Regions from separate parts of the Mus musculus genome. Here all the other regions are linked to region 1. A link is a loop called in an ENCODE intact Hi-C map of the cell type or tissue named here. Cell type or tissue: left cerebral cortex. All regions are shown on one strand.

The links. Hi-C counts contacts between places; a loop is a spot of excess contacts. Peaks named below come from ENCODE experiments on the same cell type or tissue, not always from the same donor. Only the 100,000 strongest peaks of a DNase experiment are listed, where the experiment ranks them.
Region 2: it touches region 1 in a loop (2.8-fold over the local background); 19 of 42 quality-filtered maps call a loop at or near these places.
Region 3: a loop joins it to region 1, with 2.4 times the contacts of the local background. A loop is called at or near these places in 8 of 42 quality-filtered maps.

The regions. Positions count from the first base shown.
Region 1 is chr4:114,631,095-114,639,094 of GRCm38, reverse strand. All of the region lies in intron 1 of Gm33655 (a long non-coding RNA gene), which reads left to right. Among named protein-coding and RNA genes, the nearest start is that of Gm12829, 45 kb to the left of the region's middle. In left cerebral cortex, CTCF peaks have their summits at 1,734, 3,046 (motif pointing right) and 4,931 (motif pointing right); DNase peaks (open chromatin) are centred at 3,321, 3,512, 5,290, 7,672 and 3 more places; H3K27ac peaks cover 1,010 bases.
Region 2 is chr4:114,406,618-114,414,617 of GRCm38, reverse strand. Trabd2b (TraB domain containing 2B) reads right to left here and starts at 7,894. Exons shown (of 7, transcript NM_001085549.1): 1 at 7,699-7,894; 2 at 5,165-5,725. The coding sequence starts at 7,800. Gm33710 (a long non-coding RNA gene) reads left to right here. Exons shown (of 4, transcript XR_376557.3): 4 at 523-647. In left cerebral cortex, no CTCF peak of the experiment used is centred here; DNase peaks (open chromatin) are centred at 3,780, 6,926, 7,636, 7,823 and 1 more place; H3K4me3 peaks cover 1,500 bases; H3K27ac peaks cover 2,201 bases.
Region 3 is chr4:114,456,104-114,464,103 of GRCm38, reverse strand. All of the region lies in intron 2 of Trabd2b (TraB domain containing 2B), which reads right to left. Among named protein-coding and RNA genes, the nearest start is that of Gm33710, 35 kb to the right of the region's middle. In left cerebral cortex, a CTCF peak has its summit at 4,281; DNase peaks (open chromatin) are centred at 1,000, 2,815, 3,494 and 4,289; H3K27ac peaks cover 4,100 bases.

The DNA of each region.
Region 1 (8,000 bases):
GGGGCTTCCCTGGCAAATGGTTCATAAGAAAGTATTCCATATGCGGCACTCAGATTTTTATATGATAAACATTGGTTTCCAGAAGCAGCAGCATCCAGGCATACAGGATATCTTTATTTTTCTTTTTTTCTTTTAAAATATATATCTAAAACATTTTATTAGATATTTTCTTTATTTACATTTCAAATGTTATCCTCTTTCCTAGTTTCCCCTCCAACCCCCCCCTATCTTCTCCCCTCTCCCTGCTTACCAATCCACCTACTCCCACTTCCTGGCCCTGGCATTCCCTATACTGGGGCATAGAACCTTCACAGGACCAAGGGCCTCTCCTCCCATTGATGACCAACTAGGCCATCCTCTGCTACATATGCAGGTAGAGCCATGAGTCCCTCCGTGTGTTTTCTTTGATTGGTGGTTTAGTCCCAAGGAGCTCTGGGGGTACTGGTTAGTTCACATTGTTGTTCCTCTTATGGAGCTGCAAACCCCTTCAGCTCCCTAGGTACTTTCTCTAGCTCCTTCATTTGGGACCCTGTGCTCTGTCCAATGGATGGCTGTGAGCATCCATTTCTGTATTAGTCAGGCACTGGCAGAGATTCTCAGGAGACAGCTATATCAGGTTCCTGCCAGCAAGCTCTTGTTGGCATCCACAGTAGTGTCTGTTTTTGGTGGTTGTTTATGGGATGGATCCCCAAGTGGGGCAGTTTCTGGATAGTAATTCCTTCAGTCTCTGCTTCACACTTTGTCTCTGTAACTCCTTCCATGGGTATTTTGTTTCCTCTTCTAAGAAGGATCGAAGTATCCATACTTTGGTCTTCCTTTTGCTTGAGTTTCATGTGTTTTGCAAATTGTATCTTGGGTATTCTGAGCTTTTGGGTTAATATCCACTTATCAGAGAGTACATATCATGTGTTCTTTTGTGATTGGGTTATTTCAGGATGATAGCCTTCAGATCCATCCATTTGCCTTAGAATTTCCTAAATTCATTGTTTTAAATAGCTAAGTGTAAATGTACCACATTTTCTGTATCTATTCCTCTGTTGTTTTCTGTTGTCCTCTGGACATCTGGGTTCTTTCCAGCTTCTGGCTATTATAAATAAGGCTGCTATGAACATAGTGGAGCATGTGGCCTTATTACATGTTAGAGCATCTTCTGGGTATATGCCCAGGAGAGGTATTGCTGGATCTTCCAGTAGTACTATGTGCAACTTTCTGAGGAATCCACAACTCCTCACCCATACTAATTCCTATTAGTACAATTCTTAATACTAATCCATCTTTGTATCCGGTGAGAGATAACTTAGAAAAAAACCCCAGTATTCTATTAGTGTTATTCCAGAATCCTCTCCTCTCCTCTCCTCTCCTCTCCTCTCCTCTCCTCTCCTCTCCCCTCCCCTCCCCTCCCCTCCCCTCCCCTCCCCTCCCCTCCCCTCCCCTCCCCTCCCCTCCCCTCCTCTCCTCTCCTCTCTTCTCTTCTCTTCTCTTCTCTTCTCTTCTCTTCTCTTCTCTTCTCTTCTCTTCTCTTCTCTATAAATGGTTATAATAGTGCTATCCTCCTCCTCCTCCTTTTCCTCCTCCTCCTCCTCCTCTTCCTCATTGAGTGAAGCTTAAATGAAGCAGGGTAATTGCAAGCACCAAGCATGGAGGGATTCGGATTCAGCAGATTTCTAATGTTTTACCTGGTGCCTGGTTCTACAGAGACCCACTCAGTGCCTGTTGTGTGATTACACGATCACAACACAAGGTGTCGCTGAAGAGAGTCTCAAAGCAATGGTGAGGAGAAGCAGTCAAGCAAGACTGAGATGAGGCTTCCTTTGCAGCACAGCAGGTGAGGTCTCTTCCCTATCACTGGGGTCCAACCATATTGCTAAGCACCCAGAAGATGCTGGCTGAGGCCCTGGCTATGCAGAGGCTCCTGAGTTTCCTGACTTTGAATCTGGGAAGTCTCAGAAGACCTCAGAACTCTGGAGAAGAAATGTCTGGAGACATTTTGAGTCTCTGAAAGATTATTCAGAAAACTACGCAAATATATGTTTATTATATATAGTTCATATTAATTTTTCTTTCAGATTTATTGTAACACTTTACTGTGAGTTAAACTAAACTCACTATGGAGATTTTTGAAAACAAGACCCTCCCCCCAGGATAACTACTGAGAATATCTTGCTGTACTAGATTTTTCCACACCTTTTGTTATTTTACATGGTGGAGACAACACTTTGCATACAAGTTAAAGTTCTGTATTTTTTTTCTGAACTTAGCATACAAAGCAGCTTTCGTGTTATGGTAAAAACACTCCTGTGCATTAATTTTAGAGGTTGCACATCCCATAATTACTTATCCAGTTTTCATTTGTGGGACAGGTTAGCTGTTTCTGCTTACTTTCTATTATGCTTTGATGTACCACATACTCTTATGCATGGAGCTGCACATGCCACAGCTACCCACCATTCTTCAATGGTGGGGCAGGGTGGTTGTTTCTGCCTACTTACCATTATACTCCTTGATGTGCTTTGCATCCTTATGTGTGGGCATCTGGTGATGGGATCACCATGTGGACTTTAAAAATACTTGATCTAAACTGCAGAGTAGGGATGATAATTTTAGAGAAAAGCTGGCAGTTTTGCATAAGAGAAGCAACTGTTTTCTCTTGAATGATCTCCTTGGCGACAGCAAGTTAAATTTGAGATCTTGCATGGGCCCTTAACCATGATTGCTTCTCACTAAACAATTGTGACATTGTAATATCTGTTAAATGATTGGCTAAAGGTGAATGGAAAGGAACAGAATGATGGAGTTGCAGGAAAGGGCAGGCATGCGGGATGCCAGAGGAAGATACCACTGGAAGTCCCACCCACATTCTTCCTTGCACTGCTTAAAGTCTCCATGGGGCACGTAGGGGACTGAGGGAACAACGTCATCTCAAAGCCAGAAAAGTGCAGCATCAAGAGGTGAAGATAGATTCAGAATATAGTACAGAGCAGTACAGAGCAGAACTGGGTTGGACTAGTCAGGACTTTCTGGCTACTGGCCCATCTCATGGGTGGACTCTAGGTGGCACTGTGGCTGCAAAAGTTTTAGGCTGAGGTGTTTGGGTAAAGCTACTGGAAATTTGGGAGAGAAAGAAATAAAAGAAAACGAATGTGATGAAGCAGATGCAGAAAGGTAACGACTAGGGAGGAGGCCACAGCTTGTGCTTGGTTCAGAAAAGACAAACTAGACTAAGGTCTCATTCATCTATTCACTCAGTCACCCAATGAGCATTTACTAAGTTCCACCCGAGGTCTGTCATGGTGTGATACAGATAAAGTGGTGGGCTGAGCAGCTGCACCCCTGAAACCATGTAGCTTATAAGAAACAAGAATGGCCAGCATTAGTTGACCCTTGTGTGAATAGGCAACGGTATGTTTGAGACAGATGCTAGGGGCCAGGGGTGAAAGTGTTGAGCTAATCTGTGAGAACACATGGCTAAGAATGGTTGTCCTGTAGAGCTGAGGTTTGAAGATGCTGAGAGTGAACAAGAAGAGAGAGATGAGGGAGGGAGCCTAGCTACAGAGGTCTGTGCTGAAAGGAGTCAGCTGGACATGTGGGAGGGGATTTTTAGCTGACACAACACAAGATTTTTGCCTTTATCCTGAGAGTACCGAAAGCAGTTGCGGGCTCCGAGCAAGGTAGGAGCTGGGTACAGAGTTGTTCGTTGAAAAGCTTTCTTTGGTTTAAGGATGGAAATGGCCTAGGGGGTCACCAGTGAGGAGACTGTGTATCAGGCAGTATAGTTATTTAAGTGAAGGGACTGTGGGACTGGTTGGGAGAGACGAGTCCCAGAGAATGACAACTGGGGACTGAAGACTCTTGGTATGAATGGACACCTGACATCGGCACCGAGAGGAACTGGTATCAGTGACATCGCAGAGGCAGTAGCCTTTGGAAAATGATCAGATTTGGATGAGAAGACCAGCCACTTTTGATACTTTTGGAGGGACTGTCACCTTCTCACCCCATTATTCCTTCCTTGGCTCAGGAGCAGGCAAGGCCATGTAAAGAGGGGGCCTTCTCTCAGCAGTAGGTGTGATCATCACACTGGATCATTGAGGGCCTGCCTGCTATATGACGGTGCGTCCACTCTGCTTCTTCTTTCTTGTGAGGAGCGTGCTGGCATCAGGTACCATCAGACTAGTGTGGCTTTCCTCAAGGTGGACTTTGCTCTGGTGGCTATGGCTCTGTGGGTGGGATTCTGCAGGAGTACGTTTGATATTTTGACCCAAATGTTTACCAGGGTCCATTTCCCAAGGATTTATATTGATGCGAGTTTTACAAAGCAGGCTTGTGGCCAGATACTCAAGCAGTCTTCAAAAGGGGCTAAAGCTGAGATGTTTCTCTCCCTCTGTAGGATCCATAAGGCCTTTTCCTCTGTTATTCTAGAAGGAAGAGAAGAATGCAGTGTATGGCTTTAGAGTCTTCTAAAGTGCAGATGCTAAACAGGTCCGAAGCTTGGAGGAATGGCCTAGGGAAATCACCATGAGTCACCAGTAAGAAATGTGGACTGGGGAAGACAGCTCTGGGTGGGCCTTGAGGAGCTTCGTGTTTTAGGGGGACAGATGAAGGTGTTCTCCTGAAGTAGGCTGGACAGAAAGGGAAGAAGTGAACTGAAGATGAGATGGAGCCCCAGAAACTTGGAGAAGATGGGAGTTTTAGGGGAGAGTGGCTAGCACATGAACATGCTTGTTAGATTGACAGAGATGCTGCTGGTGACTTTAGCAAGCTGAATTTGGAAGGGTGGGTCTCTCATGTTTAAGTCAATGTGAACGTGGTGTCATCCAGTGAGTTTTGAGAAATGCATAGGCCAATGGGATCACTGTTCCAATCAGCCTGTGTATGTCCATCACCCCTAGAAGGTACTTTGTACCCCTTTGCATCCAGTTTCTTTCTAAATCCCTGCCCCCAGGGGGCGTCTTGCTAGATAGATCTGTTAGTTTGCCTGCTTGAGAATTTTATACAAACTCGGAGTGTTGTATCTGACTTCTTTCCCTCCATTTTGAGTAGAGGGAAATGTATGCTCCCCGCAGAAAGTATGTGGGTCTGCAGTAGCAATTCAGCCCTCATGCATGGAGTATCCACTGTTTATCACACATTTCTCCACTCACTGTGGGAATTAAAGTCATGTCCAATGTTTGGCTATTCTGACTAAGGCAGCTATGAACAGTTTTGTATAGTTTTGTGATGTGTTCCAGCATCTTTGATTTATTTTTGTCCAAATCATAGCTAAGAAACCTCACAGCAACAGCAACTGGGAGGGGCTGCTGGGTCCAGGAAAGGATTTATTTTTAAGGTGTAAAAGACTGGTGCATGGTTAAATGTTGCTGCTCATGATCTGCTTGGAGGGATCAGTTAAGGAAAGGGAAAAGGGACGATGTGAACTCTGAAAAGGAGTGGGAGAGAAGATCTTTTCTCAGCTGGAGGGGAAGTATTGGAAGAGAAGCAGAAGCAGAGAAAGATGGGGTGGGTTTGTGAGCAGAGGAGGAGAGGTTTTCATCAGAGGGGTTTGGTTTTACTGTGAAGTAGAAAGCAAGGTTGCAAACAAAGCTGAAAGATACTGCAGGGTGTCAGGGGTTGTGGAGAGGGGCAAGGTATGGAATGGATACTGTAAGGAGGGCAAGAAGTCAGGGACAAGAAAGATGAACTGGGGCTGTTGGACACTGAAGCCCAGTGGAGGCTAATATCTGACAGGAGAGTAACACCCACAGCTTGCTGTAGAGGTCCCACCAGTGGTCTGCCCAGTGCAGACGTGAAGAGGGCATGGGGAATGGCACGTTTCTGAGGAAGTTATCAGATCCAATGGATAACGGATTTCAAAGGATTCCGTGAGCCCTGTGTCAGGTTAGGTATCCATGTGAGTGCAGTGGGCATGTGACTTCAAGTCCAAGTGCTCTTTCCTTGACTCCACAGCCTCTACGGACTGAATGGCCAGGTTTGCATCTTAATCCTGCTCCCGCCTCAGGCTCATCATGTAAGTGCTGGAAAGGTTTACGTTCTCCACGTGATAGAGACACCCAGTCTCAGACAGCTGGAACACACTGGCTGCCGGGATGATTTTCATGTCTGGCCCCAATTCTTTAACCCATATATCAGGATTCCATAGTCAAGGCTTTGCCACACATTTTTATAGTGAGGGGAGTAGCCTTATGTCTTGGTCTTCATAGTTGATTTTGTGAACCTAAAGGATGTTGTGTCTTGGTGATTGCTAAAGAAAGTCACTACCTTCTCAGCCTGCCCAAGAAGTAACATACTCAGCCATTCTGCATTGTGGCCAGGTACTTAGCAGAATCTACATTGTAACAGCTAAGCTGAGCACAGCCAATGGTAACATGCAGCAGAGAAAATGCTTGCAATTGAAGCTACTACAATATGGCTCATTTGTTTCGTATTGTGACTGACTGATACAGAACAGGCCCTCTGTCAAGTGCAGGTGTGGTCACCGACACTGTCTCTACTTTGGACAGATTGGTTTAACAGAGGTAGATGTGACATCCCTTGAGACTTATTTATTTATTTTAAAAGAATACTATTTAAAGATCAAATTCCAATTCTAAAATTGACATGGAAATCTAAGAGGCAGATGGGAATGTTCACATAACTTCTTGGGGAGGCAAAGGTAGCTGAAGAGACTCACTGAATATCTTCTTTTGTGTGCACATGCAAGAACCTAATTGTGATGGGGCTGGGGGAGGGCTGGAGCTAAGCTGAGAAGAGCTGTTGCTGAAGGACGTAGTCAAACATTACACTTCAATACTAGCAAGTGATTTTAGGCTTAACTTGAATCTCTAGCCTAGAGATGTAGGAGAGTATGCAATATAGTGATTTGGCCATGGGATTACTTTTCCCTACATTGGGAATAATGAGGCTGGTGAAAACATATTAGCTAGTGCTCAGTGCAACTTTCAATCAAGTATGAGGTTTGGTATGGGCTTTAATGTCCTAGGTGGACCTCTGGCTGAGTGAGCATGTCAGCCACAGCGTGTCACCAGTGGCCTTATGCTTGTAGGCCGCTTCCTGGTGGAAATGCATCTTCCCAGATGTCAGACCAAATGATCAACTTTATTTAAGTACAAAAATAACACTTTTCATTTTTCTTTATCTCTTTGAGTAAACACCATTATAAGTCCAAACTGGCTTTGGAAGCAGAGATGCTTCTCAGAGAACCCCAAAGGGTACATTGCTCACGGTTTTGATTTTAGGATTCAGATTTTTTTCTTCACATTATTGACATTGAGGGACACTTGATACTGTTTTTATAGTGAAAAGGGCACTAAAGAAAGGGAGAGGCTGAGGGCAAAGGAGAGGGGCGACGGATGGCTCGAAGTCCCAGGACAGGTAAAAGGAGAAGCCTGGAGTCCTGTATGTGAGTGGGAAGATGACTTGGAGGAAAGAAAGGTCCTCTCCTGGCTGAGACAAGGGGTATTGGAGTGCTTGGTGTGTCTGCAACCTGGCGACTGGGGTCAGACAGCTAGCTGAGGAAATTCAAACCAAAGGGCCCAGTGAAATAGGATGCAGACTCCCCCTTGTGAATGAAGGCCACAGTAGTCAGAAAGAACTATAAACAGAGTGGCAGCAGAGCCAGAAGGAAGGGCTGACTGGGCTGAGAAAGCACAAGATGGGTGAGGTATGTGTCCTGATGAAACCAGCTGCATTTGAAGTTGCCATCTGTCTGCTCAGTGGCTTCGTCTCTCAGTGACAGCTCCTGCAGTGTCTTTGGTGGAAGGTCTTCTCTGATTGTGCTCCTGTACTGCACAATCCAAGCTTTAGTTCTTCAAGTTGGGTGGGCTCCAGTGGGTGCTTTGCTATCTGAATGTTTGTTTCTCATAGTGCTCTTCCAAACTATGTGTCTGTAATTTGTGTAGGATATGGAGATGGCCAGATGGTTATGCTGGTCTGGGTAGGTTGGCAGACATAGCATGCATGGCCATCCTGCAGTCAGACTTGAGAAAAGCAACTTGTCTTTCTGT
Region 2 (8,000 bases), 220 kb after region 1:
CAGAAGGCAGAACAGAGTTGGCACTGGAAAGTGCCTAGCTCAATACAGTGATGGGGAAAAAAGAGATAACATAGGCTCGTGGAAGGAAAGTGACTAGTCTCACATCATTGGCAAGGTAGAAAAGGCATGCTTGCTTTGAATCAGAACTTCCTATACTATATGTATTGAATGTCTGTGTCTCTCCAAAATTTACATGCTTACACCTAACCCCTGGAGTGATGATAGGGCTCTGACTGATAGAGATTGAGTCATGGTGACAGAGCCTTGCAAATTACTGACCTAATAAAGAGGCTCAAGGAAAGTCACCATTCTCTCTTGTCCCTTATCACCATGTGGTTTTATCTATGTCACCACAGAAGTTCCATCTATGAAGCACAAGCCTTCATCACATATTGAATACCTTGATCGTCAACCTCAAAGCCTCTAGAATCATGAACAACTTAGTGTAAGATGTTTTGTTGTAGTATCTCTTAGGGACCAGAACAACTCACTTGATGATTTTGCTATTTTGTGTCCCTACAGGATGCAATGAAGCTGTTGAAGTTTACAAAGGGAGGCCTGTTGCTGTGATTTATGCATCCTTCCTTTATACATTCATTTTCTCACCCATGCTGGGTTATAGAAGGGAATAAAAGATGCATATCATAGGCTGCTGGCCATCAGTTATCATTCATTGTGAAAATATCTAGAATGCACTTTTTATCTATTAATTAACCAGACACATATACAGAAGCTCTGACTATACGTAAACTCAGAAGACCATTCAGTATTAACTCTACAGGTTTAGCTTAAATTAGAGGGCTATCTTCACAGTAGTCTCGTGGGAAGCTGGAGATGAACTTCTGGGAGATGATACCCAGAACATCTTTGGGAACTCCTATACTGGAATATGTTAAGATTTAATTTTTAAGCCAGAGGGAGAAAGCTTTAGTACTTTAAAATTATTTTTTTCTTTTTGTATTTTATATTTTACTGTATCCATAATGATATACCACACATATATATCTATACATGCATATATATATATATTCACCAGATAATATCATGAACTATGAAAAACAAAACAAAACAAAATCAAACCACCTTGTAGATTAAAGAGTATAGGTTTTAGCAATGGTTGTTCTTGATCCCCTGGTCCTGTGTATGTGATCAAGCCAATGACCCAACTTTTTCAAGTCTTAGCTTATTGTCTTTACAGTAGATATGACAATAAAGCTTTTAGCACTTCCCTAGGGACGTTGAGGTCCAATGTTAAACCCAGCACAAAGATAGAGCTCAGCAATTGATTCTGTGATTTCTAACTCACTGAGGAAGAGACTGAAGAATTTCACAAATATTTTGTGCACTTTCAGCAGACTCCAATTATGGCTTTCAGACACCAGATAGTGCCAGGGCATGATGGTAAAACCCAGCAGTGGACAGAGTAGTGTGATCCTTCTTCTCTCACCAAACCTAGAAAGACCACTTAACTCAGAGTTTTCTCAGTCAGTGCCTTCACCATATAGTGAGAGTGGACAGAAGAGGAAGGACTGAAAGTCCCACCTTGATGCTCTGACTCTGTAATACAGTTCCTCACGTTGTGGTGACCCCCAACCATAAAATCATTTTTGTTGCTATTTTATAACTGCAACTTTGCTGTTTAGAATCTTAATTAAAACTTTTTGGAGTTACAGGTTTGTCAAAGGGATCACCACCCACAGGTTGAGAACCACTGCCCCAGAGAGAGTAGTGGCAACAAGTATCAGTCCCTGGAAAAAGCAAGCAAAGCTGATAAGGATCTCCAGGTCCTAAGACTGTCATAAGATCTGGCCTAAAGGTTTAAACACCCCAGGCTTCCAAAAGCAGGGGCTTGCCACCTTCACACTTTCTGTAGTACTAGAGATTGAATCTAGTGTCTAGTGTTCTACATCCAGTAAGTACTTATCACTGAGCTAACCATCTTTCTACTTTGCATTTTGAGACAAGGTCTCACTAAGTTGCCTGGCCATGAACTCACTCTGCTGTTGAGGTAGGCTTGAACTTATGATCTCCTGCCTCGGTCGGCCTCCTGGAGAGCTGCAGTTATGGGACTGTGTTCTTTCTCCCCCATCCTTTACACAGTCCAGCTTCATGTTGTCTAGCACCAGTTGGACAGTGGATATGGCTGCTGAAAGACAGGCATGCCCACTTCTCATGTAGCAATCTTTATCCCCTGCCCTGGAGCCCACTAAGACTCCCTGCCAAGAACAGAAACCACATATAGGAAGTTCTTCAGTCATTTAGAGTCTCACAGACTGGCTCTGTTCCTTATTAGCCATGTGGCCTTGGGCAAGTCATTCAACCATACTCGGTGCCCACCTTAGAAAGCCAAGGGGTTACAGGGAGAATTCAATGAGATGGAAATGCACATGGAGCTTCCTGCTGGGTGCCTGGCACGTGCAATTGATTAGAATGGTCCTATGGAATGTCAGGGCTGGAAGGGGCATGAAAGATGACCTAATCCTGGTGTCTGATTTCACAGGCAGGGTGAACTGAGCCCAAGGAGAGGAACCGACTTGTCCAAGGTCACATGGTAGAATCTTAGTGATACTGAATCTAGCACCTTGAGTTTATTTTTGAAATCAAAGGTCAAAAACCTCTCACTAGACCTGCTTGCTCTTCCTGCGAGCTAAGCAATTACCAACTTCCCAAGCTTCCCCCATTCTCTGGCCCCGTAAGTCCAATTGAAACTTTGTTCTCTACTTAGTAAGCGAAATGCATAATTTGACCCTGAAAAAAAATACATAAAATTAAACCTGAAATCTCAGGCTTTAGCATAAAAGCTGTCTTTGAAGCATTTCCTCCCATCTTCCTTGCTCACTGCCCACCCCCCGATTTTGCAATAACAGTAATGCTTCAAGGAAAGAAAAAATAAAAATCTGATGCACATAACAGATATTTCAGCCCAATAACGCATCACAGATGTTCCTATCACACTGTGCATGCATGCATACAATTTTACTGAGAGGGCAGTGGCATTTCTGACTTTCAGGTTGGAGATCCCTACCGACCCCATCTGCCCAGGCTCTGGATTCCCTCTCTTCCCAGTTCACCCATGGCTGCCCAAGAGGATAAAGGAGGGGTTTCATCACTTCACTCCAAGATGATATGAGGACAAATTGGTGCCGTCAGGCTCTTGGGCAGGTGGTGAAGGGTGTGCAGATTAGGAAAGGAGTGGACTCCTGTTTTCTTTTGCCTGAGACTTGTTTGTTACATCCCTTTCAAGAGGCTGGACCCAACAATTTGAAGAGCGGGCCCAGGCTGGTGGTGGGGTGGGAGTGTTTTTGCAACAGAAACTGGAGTCTGTTTGATCTTCAAACATAGGCTTTGGAGACTGTCAGCAGGCTCCTCACTGGCCGATGAACGGTTCTCAGTAACTTTAAAACATACGCTCACACACTTCGCAGCAAATGTTTTCAACCCACCAGAGCCGTCATTTGGTTGAACAGCAGTGTTTCCAGACTCCCGAAGAAAGATAGTTTTGTTGTTTTAAGAGAGACAGATTAAAGCCAGGGACTGTTTAACCAGAGAGCTCCAATACTTCCTTCAGCCCTTGTCAGGTTCCCCTGTGGTTGGTACAAAGAGAGTGATAGTGGATCCCTCACCTCCCAAACCTAAAATAGATATCTTTGGGGGCTAGACATGAGGACTATGGGCAGAGAGGCCTCCCACAAAACTGCCTCCAAAATGAGATGGGCGGTGAGTGCTGGGGCCCCTCTGCCACAGATAATATCAGCTCACGAGGCTGGCAAGGGGAAAGTCACTTCAGAAGCAAAGTGCCGCTCTGTTCAGAGGGCTCGGCGCTGGGGCAGAGAATACACAGGATTTTCCCCGTGGAGATGGAGGCAGGCATAGTCAGAACCCTGCGGGGCGTGACTAACTGCCCCAATATTCCTGCCACCGGGCCCTCTGGGTAAGGACTCCACAATTATGGGAGAGCCAGCAGGAGAACTCACAAACCAGCCTTTCATTTGGCCGGCAAATCAATCTGGCTTCTTACCTCCCTGGGGACAATATTGCATTTCCCCTGGAAAAACAAAGGCCAGAGATCTCGGAAGGGGGATCGGCTTCAACAGCAGTTCCCTGGTGACGCACTTGCAACATCTCTGGAGCAATTGGGTCTGATTCCAGGGATAGAGTCTGGGGTCCAGTCTTTTTATGAGTCTTTCTCCTTAATGATGACCACACATGTCATGAGACCACACTTTGCTTAGAGCATCAACCTATACTGGGCCTCCTTGTAGGAGTCCCAAGTCCTGGAGCTCCCATCGTGGGTTGACAGCTCCGTTCTCTAGGCACAGATGTGAACTTATTGTTCCCAGGGCCTCTGAGTTGAGTTTGGGACTAGTGAGTTGTGAATGACCTCTGCCCATGGGGACAGGCTTTTAATGAATTTAGCTGAATCAGGTCTCTGACAGCCAGAGACTTTAAACTTCTTAAACCCCTCCTTTCTCCCTTACTCCCTAGGTTCAGAAATCAGAACTGCCAAACTTCAGACAACACATTTCTCTGAAATTATAACCCACAAACTCTCCTTGCTGACTGGAAGTCCGTTCCCCCCCCCCCCCCCCCCCGTCTTAGGGAGGCAGCCCCAGAGTCACAGAGCTTAGCAAAGGCCCAGGGAACCATGCAGAACTTAGTGTTAATCAGCAAAGCAGTGCTGGTGGAGGCCAAGTCCACAAAACCTTCCTTGACAGCACAGGCTAGGCACCTCTGTGTAGTCTCTATAAACACACCCACAGGTGTGTATCCAAGCAGCCTCAGGACAGCCCTGTTCTCTGAAGCCCTCAGGGCCTGGGGAAGACTGCTGCAAATGGGCAACTCCCTCCTTCTGTTTTGAATCACTCTGATGCTCCCAGGGAAATTCTTTCTGCTCAGGCAAGCACAGCAGGTGGAGAGTGGATATCCCCAACAGGGAACCACTGAAATGGAAAGAAACACCCAAACTCTGGCATGTAGTAGTTTCCCCTGACCCCAGTAGAGCAGCCCAGTGCTATTCAGGACCAGAGAGATACTTTTGCTTGGGGTAAGAGACAGGGAGGATGGGACCTGACTCTGGCTGTCTGCTGGAGCATGACAAAGATCAGAGACTAAGACCAAGACACTGGGGACCGACCGCTAGCTAGGCTGGCAAGTCGGTTCTTACCTGGGAGAAGTTGAGCCCATTGAGAGGATGGCACTGCTCCTCAACCCGCTCCACAGCCCCTGTGCTCTTCTTCATCTTCTCAGCCTGCTGGGCCAGGTAGAGGTCCAGCACAGGCACACCTCGGGAGCGCACATCTGTCTCCGTGAGGGAGTTCACCATGAGCATCACCCACACGGGCCTCTTGCGCTCCCAGTTACCAGCAATGGCATTGAACAGGTAGTCAGCATACAGCCCCTTGCCGCGCTGTGCTGGCGTCATCCAGGAGGGGATCATCAGCTTCACATAGTCCAGGTGGCGCTTCAGGCGCCAGTAGAGCTCCCTTGGCAGCACGTCCTGCAGGTTCTCCCCATGGGGCAGCAGCTGGCAACTGGCCAGGGCTGAGATGGTATAGGGATCTGTCAGATCCAACTCAAAGTAGACGTGAGTGCTGGCCTGGAAGGCTGCTTTGGAATTATCAGGGATGAAGTCCCAGACTCGGGTATAGGGAACGTGGATGGTGCCAAACAAGTAGGCTGGAGGATGGCGCCGAATAGTCCACAGGAAGGAGTTCAGGTCCCTCTGCTACATGGAGAGAGAAGAAGAGAGGCAGATCAGTGAGGCCAAAGGCAGCAGGGCAGAGCCAGGGTTGGCACTGAGAGATTGCAGGGGTAGATGGGGCCAGAAGGCAGAGGCCCGCTGGCAAGGGCTTTCCAAGCTAAAAGTTCCACATTCAAATGCTGGCTTTGTCCTTTCTTAGTTGGATAATTTGTAGTATATCATTCTACTTCCCAGACTCAGTTTCCTCTTCTGCAAAATGGGGGTGAGAATGGGAGTTATTGGTAGGAGTGAAAAACAGAACATACATATCTGAAGCCCTCAGAGTGGTGCCAGGCACGGAGGAAGTGGGCAACGAAAGGAGGCTCTCTTTATGACTAGCTTTCACTGTGAAAGCCAAGGGCTGCCACACCACCTGAGAACATTCATGCTTGGCCAAGCCAAACCTTCACCAGGGTGTTTCATGTGTAGGGTGGGGGGGGGGGGACCAAGAGTCCTGCTCTGGCAAGAAAAGAGGAAGTCATATAACTTTTAAATACAGCCATTAGAAGACACATGCCAAGAGTACTCTGAAAGCAGAACACCTATTAAAAATAGCACACCTATTTCAGCAGCTCCTTCCCGTTCATCGGGTGGGTAAGGCTTTCTTCTTGGAGGGCAGGTCACGGGTGTTAGCTACTTTGCTCCACTCACTGAGACCATAGGTGAGAAAGGGTTTTAAAATCTTGCAAAGCCAAAGCAAGTCTCAGTTGCTGGTGTGGGAGGAGAGGATTTCATAGAATTAACCCCAGGAAGCATACATATTCTGGGTGCTTTCTAAACTCCCCCCACCAAAAAGGTGAGCCTAGCTCTCCATTTCCAAGTCTGTCTTTGTCTGTGACCTAGGCACACACTATGGTTGTTTTTTCCAGTATCAATTAGGATTTGGAAAGAAACAGGAGTAGGGGACTATCTCCCAAGCAAAGTCAGTTTCCATCTAGAAAAGTCCCTGGAGTGACCACTGACCACTTAACAAACTTTAGGTCAACTCATAACATATTCCTCCCTGATTCTGGCACAAATGAAAAGTATTTATTGTGGGTGGTGGACACAGAACCATAGTTTACCAACAAACCTTACAAATGTGAATGCACAATAGACAGTGCCTACCAGCTATCCAGCTGGTTTCTTGCACAAGGCAGACTGCTAGCTGTGCACCTTGCCCAAGGCCAACCTATGCCCTGCTAATAGGGTAGCACAGGAAGATCCTGCAACAGTATTCTCGTCTCCTGGCATCTAGTTCAGGATGATTGCCAACGCATTAATCTATATTTGAAGATAAGGGCATTGCAGGAAAAAATATCAAGAGATGCCGGGTTTGGAGAGGAAAGTTGGGAGAAGCAATAATTACTTGGTGCCCTTAGGAAAATATTAGACAAGCAAGTTCATCCTGTCATTTCCGTTTCTCTCCTATGATATCTTACCCTTTTCAGGAAACAGGGGCATTTGGGACAATCGGTACTGGGTAGGGTCTGGGGTACAGAGGGAGAGGAGTGAGAATGAGCACCAGGGTTGGAGGATCCAGCCTTAGGTCAGAAAAAGGGTCAAGGAGAGGGAGGGATGCCTGGCCTGGGGCACTGTGTGAATGAAACAGCAAAAGGGTTGGAAGTCAGGGTGTAGAAAAGGGTACTAGGTGTTGGGAAGATGAAGTCAGAAGAAGGCAACCAAAGGGTAAAGGTAGGATAAAAGACAGGAGAGTTAGAAGCGGACACAGAGAGGGGATCCATCCAACCAAGACCAAAAGTCTAGGGGAAACTGTCCGCGAGTGGAGAAGGAACCATCTGGGCTGGGCTCAGACTTGGAGTCCGGGAGGACAGATGCTAGGGAAGGGAGCCCAGGCTGTGCCCAGAGGGCGGAGGTGGAGCGAGTGGGCTGAATGGAGAAGGCTGGTCCCAAACCCTGGCCCCTCAGGCTGGAGTGTCCAGGCAGGCGGGAGAGTGGCAGGGCTGGTGCTCGCTCACCGATCCAGGCGGCCGGCACTGTCCTCCGTCGGGGGGTTGCGGACGGGCGCGGGCGGTGGCAAGGAGGGCGGCTAGCAGCGGCCCCGCCAGGGCGGCGTGCATCCTGCCGGGGCCCGCGGGACGCGGGGGTCCCTCTTGGGCAGCGCCCCCTCAGCAGGGCGGGGAGCCCCCAGCTGGGCACCGAGGATCTTCTGGAGCACAGGGCTCCAGGCGCGAGATGCTGGGAGCCCGCTGGGGCGTGGCTGGATGTCCCTGTCGGACCTGGGGGTCTCTCTGGGGCGGGGCTCCGGTCTGTTGGAAGA
Region 3 (8,000 bases), 170 kb after region 1:
ACTGTGTTCTGAATATGCTGGGTCAAGTCCTGGAGGCTGCAGGAATTGAGTGTTCCTCGCACCTGGAGAAGGTTCAAGGCTCCTTCCCACAGACTCTGGCTCCTAGTTAGGAAAGTTTTTGTCTTCACTTGTTTTGGTTTGCTAGGGAGATTCCACATAGTAGGACTGCTAGTCTAAGCAGCCCCAATGGAGGCCTGTCCTTCTATAACCCCTTCACTGAGAATTCACCCACAGCACTTCTGGATCCTGTCAGGAGGCTGCTAACTATGGGTAAGAGCTGAGCATCCCTGAGGGATTAAAGCACTCAATGGTTTTCACAGAAGAAAGAAGCCAAGGTGATTTCCATGAGGTCAGAATCCCTGTCCCCATCCCTCCTCCTCTTCTAGAAGGCTCAGTCTAGCAGCCATTATTAAATGGTAGCTATGTATTCCACTGAGAAGCATAAGCTGGGTATAAAACCTTGCTCCTAGGATCAAAGAGTGGATGATAAGCAAAATCCTCATGAAGACAGGATCACATAGCATGAAAATACACACAGGCGCAATATAGGCGAGTGTAGGGTTGGTTATATGACCATGAGGCAGACACCCTTCACAGCAAGAGCAGATGGTGTGTGTGTGTGTGTGTGTGTGTGTGTGTGTATGTACATACTCGTATAAAAGAACTCTTTCTAAGTATCTTGGAGGTCTAGGAAAAACTACAAATAGAGAAAGGCAAGAAGATAAAAGAAGATAAGAGACTATGTAAAGGGGGTGTGTTCCAGTTAGAGCTGCAGGACAGGGCTGACTTGGCCTTTTCTCTGGCATGTGTGAACAGTGGTCCCTGGGCTTGGGTGGTGGAGACCACCCGAGATGCTAGGCTCAGTCTTCCTGCTCTGGGTGACTCAGTCTCTTGCAGCCCTGTTTCCTTGACAATATGGTAAACATGGGAACCATAAATCCATTTGCAAACATCTACGCTTCCAAGTAACAAGCCCAAAGCCATCCCACGAGCATGGTATGCCCAGTCCTGGGGTGGAGCCAGCCTGCAGGCAGGAGGACTGGCTTCCCCTGGTGGAGCTGACGCCTGCTTCTGGAATCTCCCTCCAGAAAGCAAGGCTCCATCCAGTCTCAGGCTTCCTGTGAGGAGCAGACACATGCCAAAGCCACCTGTAGCAGAAAATCCCTAAAGCCATGAAGGATGCTTCAACACTGTCAGGAGGAAAAAAGTAGGGCACATATGATAGGGATACCTAGTAGACAAGGAAGGGTGCTGAGCCAGGGCCAGGCTGTGACACAGTAGGGCAAGCCTGGTTTTAAATCAGAACTTGACTCCTCATCTGTAAGGTGAGGGGAAGAAATTTCCTCCTTGCCTGGTCTCTTCCAAGAAGCTGAATAGATGAGGCAGGAATTCCAAGAATCAATGTGGTCTGAACAAGATGTCTGCTCTTCACTCCAGTCTGTATCTATATTGGTGGATGGGAAGCCATTAGAGATGGCCTGGCCTTTGGTACTCAGGATGTGCTCTGTAGACTGACAGTGTCCTGGGCACATGGGTATGCCTCAGCCAAGACCTTATAAACTAGAATCTGTAATTTAACAAGGTCCTCAAGTGATTCATGGCCACAGTCAAATTCAAGAAATACAGTTCTAGTCCCCAGTATGCAGTCACCCCCATGTTGCCAGTGGAGAAACTACGGCTCAGCTCTACCACACCACATATTAATAGTGACAGGCATGGGGCCAGCAAGCAGTGCAGTACAGAGGAAAGGTCTCAGAGCCTGAAATTAGAGTGACCCAAGCTCAGCTCCTCCTTTGGTGACATCAATAGGCATTGTTACCTGGAGAGAAAGCTAGGTAACTTCTCTGAGCTTTAATGTTGCCGTCTGTAAAATAGGGGTGATACGCTATGTTTCTGGTGAGGACCTAATGGCATTCATAGCAGATCTCCTGTACGGTATATTCCCCTCACATACTTCTTGATCACAAAAGTTGCCTTCTGTTTTCCTCAGCTTCTGGGCTCTATACTTGGAATGGGTGAGCTCAAGACCCTGTGAAAAAATTGTTTCTCTGCCTCCAGCAATGCTGAGAAGAGGGCAAAGCTCCCTCAGGGGACACTCAGGTACCTGAGGCCTATATTTTGAAAAGATCTGAGTGGTACTCCCCAGAAGGAAGTTAGTCTGCAAACTAGTTAGTTTGGTACCCACGGGCAGCACATGGACCACTCTGAAAGTGCGGATGAGATGCCCCTCAGGCCCTCACCCTGAGCTGGTACGGTTATGTGTCCATCTATGTGTCTAACTTCTGGCTCCTTTCAAGGACTAACACAAACCCCATCTCTCTTCAAACAAGTCTGTTGCTGACATCCCTGTTGGAACTGCTGTCCAGGCAACTCCCTAAGGGCAAACTTAAAAAGCTGGAGTCCCTCAGCCTGGTATTTTTCCCTGTTTGGCTGGACCTGATGGCTGGTAGGTTTGTGAGCACAGTTGATTTCCTCCTCAAAGGTTTTGTTCCTGTCAGAGACGTTCTTCCTGTAAAGTCTGTGCAGCCTTTGCTTACACAGCCAGGGCTAAGCTGAGACAAAAGACGAACCCAGAACCCAGAAGCAAAGAAACGTCTGGCTCTCAGACAGTTACTTGAATGGAGGGGCCAGGAGGATTAGAGTCCTGGGTGACTCCGTTGCCTCACCCAGCTCATTCCCATCTTCTGGAGTCTCACTGTCTCAGAGCCCTGCCCTGTGTCGTACTTTATCGTGTCTTTTCTGAAGAAGACTGTGAGAGGCTTGGGAACAGCTCAGTCTACATCTCTCCACTGTCACGCCCACTCCTGTCTGGTTACACACATGATCTCCCAAGGCTGGTACAGCAGGCATCCTGTCACCATCTAATGTATGCACAGTAACACCTGGTCTCCTTCTACTAAGCGTCCCTCTACTTTCACTCTACAAAGCTGCCCTCAGGTGGCTGGCTGAGCCACTGTGAGCCAGTGTCTGGGACCTGGTAGACATGGAACACACACACACACACACACACACACACACACACACGAGAGAGAGAGAGAGAGAGAGAGAGAGAGAGAGAGAGAGAGAGAGAGAGAGAGAGAGAGAGAGAGAGAGAGAGAGAGAGAGAAAGAGAGGAAAGGGGGGAGGTGTTAAGCAACTCAAGGGGCTCCTGTCCCTGTGTGAGGCTGGGACTGGACTTTATGGAAAAAGGCTAACACGATTCTCTTTCCCACCATCTACAAAGCCTGGTAAAAACATATGACTGTCTAGTGTCTGGAAACTGCAAAAAAATCTTCTATCAAATTCTTAATTCCCATCTCTCTAAACCGTGTCTGCTACCTCCCATCAGGCCAATGTCACCAAGGCCTGAGCGCTCCCTCCCTGCTCACTGTATTCATATTCACTCCCACGTAATCCACCTCCCCCAGCATTTTGTACTTCAATGTCCCTAACCCACACTAGTCCCTCTCTTGGAATAGTCTTCCTCCACACCTCTTTTTGTGGCTTCCAGCACCTCCGTGTTTTCCAGGGAGCCTCATGATACTCCTCTTTGTCTCCTGGGCTCTTGTACATGCTGTTCCTTCTATTTATATACCTTTCCTATCACTCCTGGCACTTGCATAACTGCTTCTACTCTGGCTGTCCTGAGCTACATGCTCCCACAATTCCCTGCACTGTTTTCATACGAAAATGGACCTGCCTTATAGACTGGCTTTCTCCTCTATCTCTTCCTCTTCCTCTTCCCCCCTCCCACACTTACTCTCTCTCCTCTTCCAGATCTCAGTACCCAAGCAGTTATGTGCTCAGGCTCAGTGTAGACTGAAGAGTATATCTTAAGTTTCCTGGAACTCACACCAGCAGCCCTCCCACCTGAAGGTAAAGTGTATGGCACGGCCAGCCAAGGTTTAGAGTTCAATTCCCTGAATACCGTCCATGTCAAACAGAAGACGCCAAGAAAGAGAAAGACCAGGGGGCCTAAGATTTATGAGGAAAGTCAGCTTGGAAAAAGCCATAGCCCCAGAGGTGGGCAGGAGCATAGCTCCTTCCTCGGGGATGTAGACCACTCCACATCTCTGTATCGTGAGCCCCATGGATCAGTGTTTAGCTCCTGGCTCACTCTAGCAATCCCCTGTCCTTCAGCTTGATGCAGGCCAAGGCCACTGTCAGCTTGAGAATGTGAAGAGGGAGCACAGTGCAGGCGATGGTTAGCCATGCCTTGCCCCCTCCCTCCTCTCTAAAGCTCCACCAAGGACAGATTTAGGAGCAGCTGTGTGACAGCATGACTCCTTTGTTGGCAGCATACATACAGAGCCTAATTCCCCATTTAGCCTCCAGGCAGCCCTAGTCCTGGAAAAGAGTTCAGAAAAGCTGCAAGTCATCCACTCCTCTGTCACTTCTAGGGCGCTGAGTAGCGAGGATGTCAAGGACCAGAGAGGGAGAGGGACTAATCCAGAGCCCCACTGTCAGACCACAGGCAGATCCCCTGATGTGGGCTATTCACTGTGGGACGTCCAAAGGCCGTGCTCATGGTCTTCTTGGCACAATTGTTCAGATGAGAAATAAAAGCAAGGTGGAGTTCCTGGTGGGGAAAAGAAAGGCACAGCTACAGAATCTTAGAGCCAAATTGGAGTCCTTTTAGTTCTTCTGGCTTTGGACCATTCCAGAGCTCCACAAAATAAAACAAAACAAAAATAATGGTTATTTCTACTGTTTCCAAAGGAACCTAACATTCGAAAGAAACAAGTGGCTTGTTCTCCATGTGGCCACTGCTCTGTCCATTATGTTTTTGTCAGGTGATTTATGAACAGGGTAAGCAACGAGGAAGGGAAGGCTGTGGCCTGCTCAGAGCCTGCATCTCAGAGAATCATACAAACACACAAAGCAACAGATGACCAGGGTAGAAGGTTAGAGAAGCAGACTGCAGGGGCCACTTCTGATCTTTGGGGCTGTTCTCATCAAGAGAGGTGATCTTGTTTAGGATATTAGTTTCTACTTCGACTGAGGTGGAAGTCTGTTTTCTGGTTCAGGGTTCAAGAATAAAGGTTCTGACACCAGCAGAATTTGCACTGTTTGATTTCTAGGCGGTACTATGAGGAGTAAAGTTTCTGGAGTAAGGAGCCATGTTTCTGGAGACACTATGTAGTGAGCCCCTGAGAGTATGCCATAGGGCAGAACTTCCATGTCACAGTAGTTACAGCCAAGGGCACTGGAGAACTTACAAAATGAGTGCCCACTGCCAGAATGTCTTGCTGACAGCTTAGGAACTGGATGGGAGACAGTAATCCATTAAGTCTAGAATGGTTTATTATGGTAGCAAAAGATAGCTCAGAAAGTCAGGTCATGACAACCTGCCCCCATCTGTTTCCTTCCCATGAAAGAAGAAGAAGCAGAGAAAAGGGACACGGGGATAGTAGAGCTACTTTCTGAGGATGTCCTGGGAATATTTTGACTAGATGTTTTAAAGAAGGGCAGCCATGTGATGATTCAGAGATGAGCTGCCAGGTAGGGGGCCTAGAGGGGAGAATGGGAGCTCCTTTGAGGAGTAGCAGAACAGCAAAAGAACTAGAGGAAGATGGAGAGGCTGCCAGGTGGAGAGGGTGGCAAGTCAGAAAGAGATCTACCAGGCTCCAACAACAGAAAGCCTGGAGTCCACTGCAGGCCTTGGCCTTGATTCTTGGTGAAAAGTAAGTTCTGACCTAGCTCAATGTTGTGGGTTCTACAAAATAGCTGTGGAGGAAGCAGCATCATGGGAGGGGTACTTACTAGGGGGCTAGGATGAGGTGATGGTACTGGAGAAGGTAGCAGAAGCAGGATGTAGTAGTACTCATTGCAGCTGGCCTTCCTGCATAGTCTGGTATTGGGGCAGAGAGGCACAGCTTAAGGTGAGCTCCTGCACTTTGGCTTTGAAGCATTCACCGAGATTAAACTTGGGGAGGGGAGGTTTTGAGAAACCTGAGGGAAAAGACTGAATTGGAGTTTGGTCATAAACATGTTAAACTTAAGGCTCCTGATGGTCAGATCAGTATTAGTAATATAACGTGAGGTGTAACCACCATGTTTCCAGTTGGCTCAGATCTACCTAGTTCCTGTGAATCCTGGCCCAAATCCTAAGACCTTTGTGGGTGCCATATTATAAACACTTGAAACAAGTGACATGCCAGCATGGGATTGAAGGCTTTGGAAGGGGGTAGGAGTATCTGAAGTGTAGACAGGGAGGGTATGTCAAACAGAGCATGCATGATCAAATTTAGGAAAAGTGATCCCAGGGCAGCAGTGGTAGTGGAGCTGAGCTGAGAAGACTAGGGGAGGTGAGTAGAGAAGGGGAGAGGAGGAAAGGAGAGACTGTGAGGATGTCCAACTCATTGAATTTGAGCGATATAGGGAATTGGGAGGTAGGGCAAGATCTGGGAGGAGCTGAGAGGGAACTTGGGCCAAGCAAGTTGTTTGTAGAAGAGGATCGTACAGCTCACATGTGTGCTGGTGACTATCCATGATGGGTAATGATGCAAAGGCTCAGCACAGGAGCAAAGGAGCTCAGGGAGGAGCCTGTGAGCGAGACAGCAAGCTACCAAGAGAATGTAGCTCATCCAGTCACAGCCATGATATATCAGAACTTGCAATGGTCAGAGACAAGTGGTCATGGGTGAGGGTAGGGACTCTGAGAAGGTTTCTGTTTCTTCTTGTTAGCATGGGGATAAACTGTCCCTATCTCTCAGGGGCTGCTGGAGTCAGGCAAGGGTTACACAAGTTCATAGCTGTCAAGTAACCAGCTTAGAAAACAGGCGTTCTAGCAACTACTGAGGTCCAAAGTCCTGGAAGTGGCTCAAGTCATGTGATCTGGTCATTCAGCAAGGCCCCTGGGTCTGAGCTCCTCTGAGAGCAGAGGTGGAAGTCAGTGGAGTAGAAGGGAAGGCCATCTCCCACCTTCCAGCCATTCCATGCCTTTCATGAGGGAGTCCCTGTTGTTCTCGACCTTGCTCTGGTAGTAATGACTTTCTGGAAGTACCCCATGTGCGCAAACACATTCTGCAGCCATCAGCTTGGAATTGTGGGACACACTGTCATCCAGGCCACTCTACTTAGAATGTAACTGGGCACCTTATATCCTTTAAATGTTAGCTTAGGCTTTAAATGTGCCCCTGAAGAAAATCATTTCCTGTATCCTCATTCGGGAGATCTTATCTCTTGGCTGAGCTTCCTACCCACCATTTCTGGCCCTCAATATGCCTCTTGAGGGGTAGAAGAGCCACAACATCTTGGTAACCTGGCACCATGGGGATCGGCTGGCTCAAACTTCTCATAAGCAGTAGACAAACTATGAGGCAGGCTAGACTGTCTAGTTCTTTAAGGACAGGCATGTTCTGGGCCCAAGGTTTCCAATACATGTGACACATGCACATGGCTACTGGGTCCTTAAAACATGCTGGTGCAATTGAGAAAGTGATTTTAAAGTATTTCACTCTTGAAAATTAAAATTTCATGTTAGCATTCAAACTATGGGGTTTCACCATAGAATCTCCATACATTTTCCTTCTATAGTGTTCTTCTCCTGGACCCTTAAATTCTACCCTCTCGCCCCTACCACTGGCTCCCTTCTTTCCCAGTCAGTTCTCTTTACTGCTTTTCTATTACCCAATATCCCACCTCCCTTAAGCTCAGTGGCGTAAGGAATTTTCAGACAAGTCTGACATCCCCAGTTCAATCCCTGGCCCACAATAAAAGAAGGAAAGAATAGATTGTAGAGGATTTCCTCTGACCTGTGCAGGCCTCCCCCAACGACACACCACACACACATACAAGCATATATATCTTAAAATCTAAGCTGTCCATATGAGAGGAAACAAGGCATTATGTTTCCAAATCTGGCTTATTTTGCTTAGCATGGGGCTTTTACTGTGAATGTCATGATTTCATTTCTTTACGGCCTGGCATCCACTGTGAGTATATACCTCATTTTCTTGTTGCATTGATCTGTGGGTGGTATCTAGGCTAGATCATTCCTGGTTACTGTGAATCCTGCA